Regions from separate parts of the Homo sapiens genome. Here region 1 is linked to region 2. A link is a contact called in ENCODE Hi-C or POLR2A ChIA-PET data. All regions are on one chromosome and are shown on one strand. The core of a region is the stretch at or near the end of the contact, and the rest is flanking DNA. Distances in the headings are between cores, read along the strand shown.

What was found. A loop is a pair of places that touch in the nucleus more often than their neighbours do. ChIA-PET counts read pairs that join two places held with the same protein, here RNA polymerase II (POLR2A). Pooled maps may share reads with other maps.
Region 1: a pooled map shows a loop between it and region 2 (2.1-fold over the local background). The contact joins the promoter of KMT2D here to the promoter of WNT1 in region 2. A Hi-C loop is called at or near these places in 6 of 50 pooled maps. POLR2A ChIA-PET finds 5 or more read pairs at or near these places in 5 of 52 experiments (A549, AG04450, CD4-positive, alpha-beta memory T cell and 2 more).

The regions. Positions count from the first base shown.
Region 1 is chr12:49,058,849-49,065,184 of GRCh38, forward strand. KMT2D (lysine methyltransferase 2D) reads right to left here and starts at 1,946. Exons shown (of 55, transcript NM_003482.4): 1 at 765-1,946. RHEBL1 (RHEB like 1) reads right to left here. Exons shown (of 8, transcript NM_144593.3): 8 at 5,828-6,336. The coding sequence ends at 6,255. RefSeq lists silencers at 638-932, 1,094-1,713 and an enhancer at 1,764-2,013.
Region 2 is chr12:48,974,650-48,980,050 of GRCh38, forward strand. WNT1 (Wnt family member 1) reads left to right here and starts at 3,673. Exons shown (of 4, transcript NM_005430.4): 1 at 3,673-4,105; 2 at 4,819-5,072. The coding sequence starts at 4,002. It also overlaps the pseudogene RNU6-940P. RefSeq lists a silencer at 3,358-3,727 and enhancers at 4,611-5,210, 5,211-5,401.

The DNA.
Region 1 (6,336 bases), core at 696-3,195, 82 kb after region 2:
TTCGCAGGGAGCAAATCTCAACGGCCTCCTCTATAATCCTCTGGAGATTAGATCCATCCCAAGAGGAGGGGAGGCAAAGCAGGCTAAGACAGCACTCGGCCTCACTGGGGTCACTTTGCCAGGCAGGGGCAGTTTAAAGTTGAACAGCAGGGCCAGAACTGCCCCAGCCCCGCCTCCTTCTTGCCCCAGCTACCCCCTTCATCACAACTAGTCAGTTTCCACACACTCTCCCTTTGCCCAGTGAAAGAAGGCCTGGTGAAGGATCTGGGGTTCCTTGAGTTTTCCAGGGACTGCTTTGGGTGCCCAACTCGGTAGGAACAACCTTAAAGTCCAACTGGCATAAGTCTGACCTGGCAGTGACACCCTCCCCCACCATCCCAAGTTGCTCTGTCCCAAGGCCCACAAGGAACCCTGAGGGGAGAAGCAGCAGCCTGGGATTGGTGCTGGCATCAGGGCCCGGGTCCTAGTTTAGTCGAGCTCCCCCAACACAAAAATAAACAGGCAGAGAGGCTATCTGGCCAGGTTCCCAAACTCCCGTGGTTCCCTGAACCCCCAGTCTTTAAAGAGGCACACCCCAAGACACCAGGCCTCAGTTCTGCCCTGGTGACTGGCTCAGGTTCCCTTGACAGACCCTGCCAAAGGAACGCTCCCCAGCTCTGGCACCCCCTTCTCCAACCTAAAGGCCAGCTCCGGCTAAGATAGTCCATCTGGCTGTGCCCCCAGTCCAACCCTTTCTGGGCCCTGGCCGGGCGGACTTCACTCACCTCTTCACAGGGCGATCCAGAAATCCTCATCCGAGAACATGGCCAGAGCCCGGGCCGCTCCCCGACCTCCAACCGCCAGAGCGATCACAGCCGCCCCCCGCACGGGGGGGCTTAGGGGGGCCAAGAACGGTAAATCCAGGTCGGAGTGGCCACCCTCCCCCCACAAAAAAACAGCAAGAAGCCAAAGAGGGGTTCTCTGCCTCAGGTTCCAGCAGTTTAGGTTTCCATGGACAGCCCCAGGGCGGCGAATCCCGAGCGGACACAAAGAGAGCACCGGTGGCTTTGATCTTGGGCGAGCAGGCTCCGCATCCGCGTCGCCGGGCGGCCTCTCAGTCCTAGGGCCCGGCCAGCGCCCCGGCCGCCCGCGCCGGGCTCGGGCGGAACGTCGAGGCTCTCCAGATGGAACGTCGAGGCGCCTCCCCAGCAGCCCGGAAGGAATGCCGCGCCGCCCCGCGCCTGGCCCGGATGGAACGTGAGACCCTCGCAGGAGCGCCGAGCCCCTCTCCCCGCCCCGGCCGGCGCCCGGGGCCGCGCGAGCTACGGCGACGCGGGGCCGGCGGGGCCGCGGGGCTGAACCTGACACACACCCAGCGCCGGGCTTCTCGACCCCGAGCGCTCACCCTCGGCGGCTTCGAGCCCCCCACCTTCTGCTCCCCCCGGGGAAGGGAGGAGGCTAGGTAGGCGAGGAAAAGGAAGGGGCGGGCGGTGCGAGCCCTCTGCCCGCTCCCCTCCGGCCGCTCCAGGCCCTGCGCTCGCCTCCCTTCCCCTCTGGCCTCGGGAGCTGCCCCGCCCCCGGCCTGGCCGGCTCTGGTCGGTGGCACCCCCTCGACCCCCGGCTGACTGTGATCGCAGGCGGCCTAGAGGTGCATGGCCCAACCCCGGCTCCCGGCACCGGGGGGTCAGGAAACTGAGCGGAAAGTGGGGAACGAGGCAGCCATTTGCAACCGGAGAGGAAAGTAGTGCAGCGCGGCGCCGCTCCGCCTCCCCCCCTCCGCCTCCTGTTCGGCCGGTAGGGTGGTTCCTGCGAAGGGGCTATTTCCTGGCCCAAGAGCTGGGCAGCGGTCGTGAAGATTCGTGAAGCCTTCGGCGCTAGATCCGGGGGGGCCTTTTGCCCGGGGCACCCCACTCGAGAGGGGGAGAAAGGAGAAGAGGCGGCCCTATTTTGTGTTGGAGCGGAGCGGCGGAGGGATCCCGCCCTCTCGGAGGAAAGGCTGTGACTCTGCAGTTCTACGCACACGCTGCGGGATCCTTCCGCTCCGGGTTAACCCCGACCGCGCCGGGCCGGCAGCAGGGCAGACACGTGGGAACGAAGCCCCCCTCCTCTCCGCCGCGGCCCTGGAGCCGCCTCATTTACCGCCCAGGCCGCGAAACTAGGACTCTGGCCGCTGTCTAATTCCATACCCTTGCAGTCGTTGGTCCCTGAAGTTCCAACTGCCCCTTGCTTTGGCCAGGGGCAGTCTTTCCCGGGAGGGGGATGGAAGAAGAGCCAGGAGATTGGCCGCTGCTCAGCATCCTGGGAACTGGAGTCCGCAAATGGAGAAAGTGAGGTACGGCGCCTGGCGCTGCAGAGGGTGGACTCTTGCCACGTTTGGGGACCCGAAGAAAACTGGACGAGTCCCTAGTCGTTCCTCCTGACTCCCAGTCCCCCGTGTGAGGAAGGACTGTCGGTGCCCACACAGTCACTATACACACCTCCCCATCGAAACATAAAGGTAGAGCCTCCCTTTTCAGGGTGCCCCCACTCCCACCTCCAGTCCTTCCAGATATTCAGTACCCGTGTCCCTTTTTTAGTAAACTGAGGTAGCCTCGCTGCTACCTGGCCGGAGTACTGTCCTGGACAAGATCGCAAAACATACTCTTTGCAGGCACCACCCCCCCACCATAAGTCTGGATGAGAAAACATTGGAATGCCTCTTCTGCATCAACGCACACATGGGGTGGACAAAAGGAGACAAATTAACTATGTCCAGATACTTTATATATTCTTAGTTATTCCTCGCCTTCATTATGAGTTACATGGAATTATCTCCATATTACAGATGAAGATTAAGGCTACAATAGGTAAAATTGCCCACAGAACTACATCTAGTGAGAAGTTGAGCCATTATTCAAACCAAAGGCCACGTTTTTCCTAGGATTACAAATAATTATACTACGTTTTTTTAAAAGAAGATGTGGAGAAAGAGGCAGGCAGATTCGATCCAATGCCAGCTTTGTGAGGAAAGGGTTTACGATGCTGTCCAAGAGAACTTTTTTTATTTTTTGAGACAGAGTCTCGCACTGTCGTCCGGGTTGGAGTTCAGTGGTGCGATCTCGGCTCACTGCAACCTCCGCCTCCCTGGTTCACGCGATTCTCCTGCCTCAGCCTCCCTAGTAGCCGGGATTACAGGCGCACACCACCAGACCCGGCTACTTTTTTGTATTTTTAGTAGAGACAGGGTTTCACTATGTTGGCCAGCCTGGTCTCGAACTCCTGACCTCGTGATCCGCTCGCCCTGGTCTCCCAAAGTACTGGGATTACAGGCATGCGCCACCGCGCCCGGTCCCAACAGAACTTTTCTACAGTGATGGAAATGGACTAAATCTACACTATCTAATATGGTAGCCATCAACCACATGCAGCTCTCGAGCACTTTGAAATGCAGGTGGTACAAGTAAGGAACTTTTTATTTTAATGAAATTAAATAGCCACATGTGAGGTGATGCTTTTATATTAGACAGTGCAGGAGACCTTAATCCCTACTGGTAAGAGTAATAGGAGGGATCAGGACTAGGTTTGTCCTCTTCCAGCCACACATTGGCATCATGTTTTCTGCACTGACCATTCACACATATTTGAGCAAAAAAAACTCCAGCAGTGATCCCACACTTGTTTTAATTACAATAGAATAAGTTAACCAAGAAACAAGTTGGAAAATGGAAGGCCCCTCCCAGGTTTGCACCCAGAGGCAGGGAGAGGTAGACCCTCACCAGAAAGACCTCCAGTAATAACACAGATAGCCACCTACTATTTTGGTTTTTTTTTTTTTTTTTTTGAGATGGAGTTTCGCTCTTGTCGCCCAGGGTGGAGTGAAATGGCGCGATCTCGGCTCACTGCAACCTCCGCCTCCCAGGTTCAAGCGATTATCCTGCCTCAGCCTCCCTAGTAATTGGGATTACAGGCGCCCACCATCACACCCAGCTAATTTATTTTTAGTAGAGATGGGGTTTCACCACGTTGGCCAGGCTGGTCTCAAACTCCTGACCTCAGGTGATCCACCCGCTTTGGTCTCCCAAAGTGCTGGGATTACAGGCGTGAGCCACTGCACCCAGCCACCACCCCACTATTTCTTAAGGACTTATTATGTGTGAAGAACTGTAGTAAGCTTTGCATATATTACCTCGTTTAATTTTCATCTCAACTCTATGAAGCACACTTAGCCACTCTTCATAAATGAGAAATGGTGGCTCTGAGAAGTTAAGTGACCGCCCAAGGCCACACAGCTAAGTGGAGGAGCTATTAACCACTATCACTACTGTCCCCAGGCCTTGAGATTATTGATAAACTAGAAAACTTTAGATGTTTCTAAGTCTACCCCAGACCTCATGAAAATGGCAGCAGGAAGGTAGGCTCATGTAATGAGTATCCCAGGTCAGATGTGCAAAAAGACTTAATTTTAACATAAGGAGAGACAGTGGTGACCTACCAGAAGAACCTCCTAAGCCAGTGAGATTGTTGTTTGGAGTATGTTTCTTCTAGCAGCCCTTATTTCTTTTTAGATTCTGGATCAGAAAAGCAAAAGCAGCTGTCAGGACTTTTGAAAATCAGCATGACAAGCCATATCCCCAACTGTAAGCCTGGAGCCAGGCACTGACAAAGTCACAGCTAAAAATCACATCTAGGTTTTGTCAATCCTTCCCAAGTAAGTACATTGATAGGGTACCTCGGGCTCCCCCAGTTGTCAGAAGAGGTCTGTACCTTCTCTGTGAAGATCTACCATTCAAATAACCCTTACACATCCTTGGAGGAGGTATTAGACTAGTTAGGCAATCAGGCTGGTGGGAGGGTGGGGATCAAGAAAAGCAGAGGCAAACAGGACCAAACTTTCCTAGCTGAAATATCAATTCATTGAGGCGGTAGGCCCATAAAAGCAGAACCAATAGCCTTTGACACCTAAAAAAAAGTAGCACACCACCAAAGGTGTAAAAAGTACAAAAAGATTAAAGGTATGAAAACAGCAAAGAACGGCCATTTTAATGGAAGACACTGGGGACATGGAGGGCCAGGGGACTGATATGCACCGGAGGCATTATTTCTTACTTTACTCAACACTCTTGGGAAGTCAAAGTCTTCACAACACTTTAGTCTCTGCCTCTACACTCCTTCTCAATTCTTACATCATTAGGAATGAGGGGCTTCCTTTCTTCTCCTGAAACCCCATCATCTTTGAATCCAAGCAAATGCCGAGGCCCCAGGAAGACAGCTAGGTCAGCATGTTGCAGTTGGCCACTAGAGGGTGGTGTTTCTGTAATTAAGGGGATCTTGAAAGGCTACAAAACTTGGATGGGAGTGGCAGCCAACTGGACTTAGTATATGAGGAACCCAGCAGAATAGAAAGGTGGGAAAGGCAAGTAGTAAATCTTAGGATAATGGTCCTTAATAAGTGAGGAATAAGGAATAGGAACAAGGTAGGAGGAAAGATATCCCACCAAAGACCACAGCCATCACTCCTTGGAAAAAGAGATCTTGGCTCTGAGCTCTCACTAGATACATAGAAGTCAACAATAAAATAAGGCCGGGGGCAGTGGCTCACGCCTGTAATCCCAGCACTTTGGGAGGCTGAGGTGGGTGGATCACTTAAGGTCAGGAGTTCGAGACCATCCTGGCCTAGGTGAAACCTCATCTCTACTAAAAATAAAAAAGTTAGCTAGGCATGGTGGCGGGTGCCTGCAGAAGACTGAGGCAGGAGAACTGCTTGAACCTGGGAGGCGGAGGTTGCAGCGAGCCAAGATTGCAGCACTGCACCACTCCAGCCTGGGCAACAGAGTGAAACTCCGTCTCACACACACACACGAAAAAGAAGTCAACAACAAAAGATTTCTCAATTTATTTGCATATATACATTGTCACCCCAGGGAGCCAGCTCTATTTCAGAAGTCCCCGGCTCCCCTTACCCAGCCAACACCCAAAACCCACCCAAGAGGATGGGTCCTGGATAAATAATGCCCAGGACTCATATCCTGACCCCATAGGTTATAACAGAATTCATCAAACAAAAACAGAGGGCTAGAGGCCAGTGTCCATGAGAGGTCCTTGCCCCTTTGTAAACATTGACATCCAGGCCACTGGAGCCTGGGGAAAGTGTGCAAACATGAGGATGCCACACTGTGTGTCCAGGGGCCAGGAACACAGCTGGCAACCATACCCGTGAAGTCCTGAGGATCTGCCCCCCACTGGAACATGGCAAGTGCCGGGGGCAGAAGCAAGGCAGTTACCCCACACCCAAGGGCTCACATGAGATGGCAGCGACGCTCTTGCCCATAGGAATTCTCCACACGGGCAATCTCCTGGATGACTTTGGTGAAGATGCCT
Region 2 (5,401 bases), core at 2,423-4,922:
GAAGCAGGGTAAAGGAGATTAGTAGTGGGATTCTATTTTATAAAGGGGGAGGGAAAACAAACTGAAGGAACAAATACATGGAGAGATCTGAGGAAGAGCATTTTAGAAGACAGAAAAGCAGGTGCACAGACCCTTAGAAAGGAGCATGCTTGGTTCAAAGGATTAGAAAAGAGGCCAGTGAGGCTAGTGGGGAGAAATTCGCAAGGAAGAGAGTGGTAGGCAATGAAGCTGGAGGGCTAGGAAGGAGGCCCCTTTACTTTGAGTGACATGGGGTCTCGCTGGAAAATTTTGAGCAGAGAAATGAACTAATCAGACTTCTGTTTTAGGAAAGATGGCTCTGGGCTGGGCGCAGTGGCTCATGCCTGTAATCCCAGTACTTTGGGAGGCCGACGTGGGCAGATCACGAGGTCAGGAGTTCGAGACCAGCCTGGCCAACATGGTGAAACCCCACCTCTACTAAAAATACAAAAATTAGGTGGGAGTGTTGGTGGGCGCCTGTAATCCCAGCTACTCGGTACGCTGAGGCAGGAGAATCGCTTGAAACCGGAAGGTGGAGGTTACAGTGAGCCGAGATCATACCACTGCACTCCAGTCTGCACAACAAGAGCAAAACTCCGTCTCAAAAAAAAAAAAAAAGAAAGAAAGAAAGAAAGAAATTGGCTCTAGTAATTAAATCAACCCTTTTGATTTTTGCAGTAAAATGGAGCACTGAAATGGAGCAATCTTGGGCAGTAATGTGGGGTCTAATGAAGTTTTTGGGTTTTTCAGATGGGTACTATTGCAGCATGTCTGCATGCTTATGTGTATGTTCCAGGAGAGAGATAAGTGGATGATGCAGGAAAGAAAGAGGGGACAGTTGATATCATGATTATTTGATCTAAATAGAAAGTTGGGTGCTTGTTTTGGCAGCACATATACTAAAATTGGAATGATATAGAGATTAGCATGGCCCCTGCACAAGGATGACATGCAAATTTGTGAAGCATTTCATATTTTGAAAAAGAAATGTCAGCCAGGTCATAAACAGTGTGACCCAGATCTAGGGGCCTTACCCTCTTGCCCCCTACTCCTGGTGTGTGGAATGTTGGAACAAAGCACAGTGGCTCCTTTCCTCTCTTCCCACCTCTGCTTGACAACAGTCGTCAAAGACAGGGCTTCCATATTTTCCAGCCAGCCTCCCACCCTCACGGTGTTGTATCAATCCACCAGGCCAAAAGATGTGACCCAGGCCCCAGTGGGAAGAAACTCATAAGGGATAAAGGACAGGCTCCCCGTGATACATTGTCCATTTACTTGAGCTATCTATGCTGGGTGCTCTCTGCAGGGACTACTGGCTTTTGGATCTACGGAGGGTGCTGGACCACTACACCTTTTCCCTCTGGGGTGGATCCTTGGAAGGGCCAGATATACTAGGCTGGGCAAAAGGGAAGAAAAAAGGGAAAGAAGGACATTTCTTTCTAAAATAACTTCCATCAGGCTTCATTTGGGTTAATATGCATCTCATTTAAAACACAAGTGCCCGGGAATATTAATGAAACTTACCTGGCATTTATTCCTTAGAGTGATTTCCCTGCCTTAGAAGGGAATCCTAGTCATTTCTGGGACTTGAGACTTTAGGTTCAGGCCTGGGGAAATTTCTCAGTCAGAAGGCATCCTAAAAGACAAGGGAGATGAAAAAAATGAGAGCTAGAACTCAAAAGGGAGGCAGAAAGGCCCAAAAAATTATTTTTACCCATCAATTTTGAGAAGGGTTCCCAGCCTGTAATTGCTGCACACTGGCAAGCAGCTGGTAAGGTCGAAAGAGCATGGGCTTTGAGTCAAATTGGTCTGGGTTTTAATCTGGCTCTACCATTGATTCATTTATTAGACGTGGACCTTGGACAAGTGCCTGATCTATTTTTAATTCTGCAAAATGGGGAGAGAGAAGAGATCTTCCCTCCTTCCAGGGGCCATGTGTGTGGTGGTGGGGCATGATAACCAGGCTGGCAGTGCCCCCTATTCCCCATATAGGGAAAAGCAGCCACTTTTTTTTTTTTTTTCAGATGAAGTCTTGCTCTGTAGCCCAGACTGGAGTGCAATGGCGTGATCTCGGCTCACTGCAATCTCCACCTCCCGGGTTCAAGCCATTCTCCTGCCTCAGCCTCCTGAGTAGCTGGGACTACAGGTGTGCGCCACCACACTCAGCTAATTTTTGTATTTTTATTAGAGATGGGATTCCACTATGTTGGCCAGGATGGTCTCGATCTCCTGACCTCATGATCCACCTGCCTCGGCCTCCCAAAGTGCGGGGATTATAGGCATGAGCCACCGCGCCCAGCCTGTCACTTCTTCAATAGGAGGCCTAAATGGCCTTGAAGCTGAGTAGGAGTCCCTGGGAGAGAAGAGAAAAGTGTACAATGGATGAGATGGTCACAGGCACTCTGGGTATCCCAGTGTGGTGGGAACTAGAGCTTTAGGGAAAGACAGAAACTTGGCAGAAACATCCAAAGAGAAGCAAACACATGGAGGCACAAGTTTCCTCATCTAGGTTCAATGTAGCCAGCAACCCTTGTCTTCCCAGTCCTCTCCATCACCATACATACAGTGGACATCCGCACCATTTCCCATCCTTTCTGAGCCTAGGCCTCAGAGACTTAGCCACTCCAGGCTGGGTTCACCTCAATACCATCTTGGTTGTAGGCTCGGCTCTCTCCCCCAATGACATGCACTGGTTGACACATACCACAGTGTGACACGCCATAGGATGCCACGAGGTACAAAGGGCAACAGAATGACGCATACACACATATTTAATCTTCCCATGCACATGCTCATCCACCCACTCCACACACAGTCCAGACACTCTGCATCCCTCAATCATGCTTCTGAGTCTCCTGTCGACAGTTGCCACCTCCTTCCTGACACACTGCCCCAGGCGGTGACTGTGACAAGGTGACTCCATGACCTTTTCTGACTTGAGCTAAATTCCAAAATTCTTTGGAAAGTTTCCTAACATCCTTCGTCAGAACAAGGAGTTTCTGCACGTACCAACACACAGGAGGATGCACCCTCAGAACACAGCACATTCTCACTCCCACCCATATTCACGTTGTTCCACTTCACACACACACACACACACACACACACACACAGCCACTTGTGCGCTTCTTCTGGCGCACATGAGCAAACTGCCTGTTGCTTTAGGTTTCTCTCCACCGCTAGGCTCCTTTTGGTTAGCTCACCCCCACAACTCATCCCCGGGATTTCCCTGACCACAGCCGCACTCACGCCCCCGTCTCCCCTTTTTCCTTCTCTGTCCAGCCATCGGGGGTTCCTGGGCGGTTAAGCATCTCCCCGGAGTCGCTGCCCAGAACCACAGCTTTCCTTCCGACACTCAGGATGGGGGAGAGAGGGGACGTCGGAGGGGCCCGGGGTGACGTCGAGGGGACAACCCCACCGCGGGCGGCGAGGCGGGCTGGGCCCCTGGCGGGCTCTCCCCGCAGCACACTCTCGCCGCGCCCCCTGGCGGATGCTAGTCCTCGACGGGCTCCGGACGCTCAGCTGAGTGAGGCGGGCGCGCGTGGGAGGGTGTCCCAAGGGGAGGGGTCCGCGGCCAGTGCAGGCCCGGAGGCGGGGGCCACCGGGCAGGGGGCGGGGGTGAGCCCCGACGGCCAACCCGTCAGCTCTCGGCTCAGACGGGCGGGAACCACAGCCCCGCTCGCTGCCCATTGTCTGCGCCCCTAACCGGTGCGCCCTGGTGCCACAGTGCGGCCCGGAGGGGCAGCCTCCTCCCGTCACTTCAGCCAGCGCCGCAACTATAAGAGGCGGTGCCGCCCGCCGTGGCCGCCTCAGCCCACCAGCCGGGACCGCGAGCCATGCTGTCCGCCGCCCGCCCCCAGGGTTGTTAAAGCCAGACTGCGAACTCTCGCCACTGCCGCCACCGCCGCGTCCCGTCCCACCGTCGCGGGCAACAACCAAAGTCGCCGCAACTGCAGCACAGAGCGGGCAAAGCCAGGCAGGCCATGGGGCTCTGGGCGCTGTTGCCTGGCTGGGTTTCTGCTACGCTGCTGCTGGCGCTGGCCGCTCTGCCCGCAGCCCTGGCTGCCAACAGCAGTGGCCGATGGTGGTAAGTGAGCTGGTGCGGGGTCGCCACTTGTCCCGCGGCACAGAGCCAGGGGCCAACCCTACCCAGCTCCCACGCTCTGGGATCCGTCTGCCGACAGGCTCCCTCCCCGCTCTGACTTCCCTCCGCGACACCGAAGGGCGATCTGGCATGAAACTGCCCCAGACTCCAGCTCTGTACAAGTGGGGCGAATGATCCGCCCGCGGAGGCCTAAGATACCCCAGGCAGGGAGCCCACTCTCATCTAGCACCGCCCTTCCCCTTTGAGCGCCAACTCCAGCCTCACGGCGGTGGCTCACCACAGGTTTCCCCACCTCGGGAAGTGAAGGGCCAGGAGTTCGCCTAGAAAGGAGGGGAGAAGAGGGTGGGACTCCTAAGCATTTCACGCCTTGGGTGGGCAAGAACTGCAGGCCATGATTATCTCGCTCAGGCTGACCGGAAGAGGCTCGGAGATCCAAGGTAGACACTCGGTCTCCGGGTACCTCCTCTGTCCAGTCTCCGGACCTAGGGCTCAGGCGAGCAGCCCTGGGACTACTGGGCACACACAAGTCTGGACGCCCAGTTCTTTCAAATTAGTGAGCCTGGGAGAGCGGGTATTATTAATCTCCCGCCATTCTCTCCAGCCACATACCCCCAGGAAGAGGACCGGGTGGCACAGTTTTTATGGTTAGGGTGCGGATCCCCTTCCTGAGCCTGAGCTATCATACGTCCCACCAGGGGTATTGTGAACGTAGCCTCCTCCACGAACCTGCTTACAGACTCCAAGAGTCTGCAACTGGTACTCGAGCCCAGTCTGCAGCTGTTGAGCCGCAAACAGCGGCGTCTGATACGCCAAAATCCGGGGATCCTGCACAGCGTGAGTGGGGGGCTGCAGAGTGCCGTGCGCGAGTGCAAGTGGCAGTTCCGGAATCGCCGCTGGAACTGTCCCACTGCTCCAGGGCCCCACCTCTTCGGCAAGATCGTCAACCGAGGTGGGTGCCCAGGAAGGCGACGCTTCCGGGAGCAGGGGAAACGCGGGGTCACCCCCAGGGCATGGGCGGGCGAGTTCAGAGAAGGTGTCCCAGGCGCCTGGAGGGTCACACAATCAACCTTGCCAAGTGCCTCGTGCCCAGCGCCAGCTCGGGGCCAGACTTCTACCAGGCGTTTTCCAGCCGTGCACCCTGGAAACGAAGCTTAACTTTTCTGAGCTACTGCCCCAGATAAAGAAAGTTTCGGGTCGCGGACGCCGGCTGACCGCCGCTTTCCCCCAGCCTCTCTCAAAAGCGCCTGGGAAGCTGCTCTCTGCAGGCGTGTGTCTGGC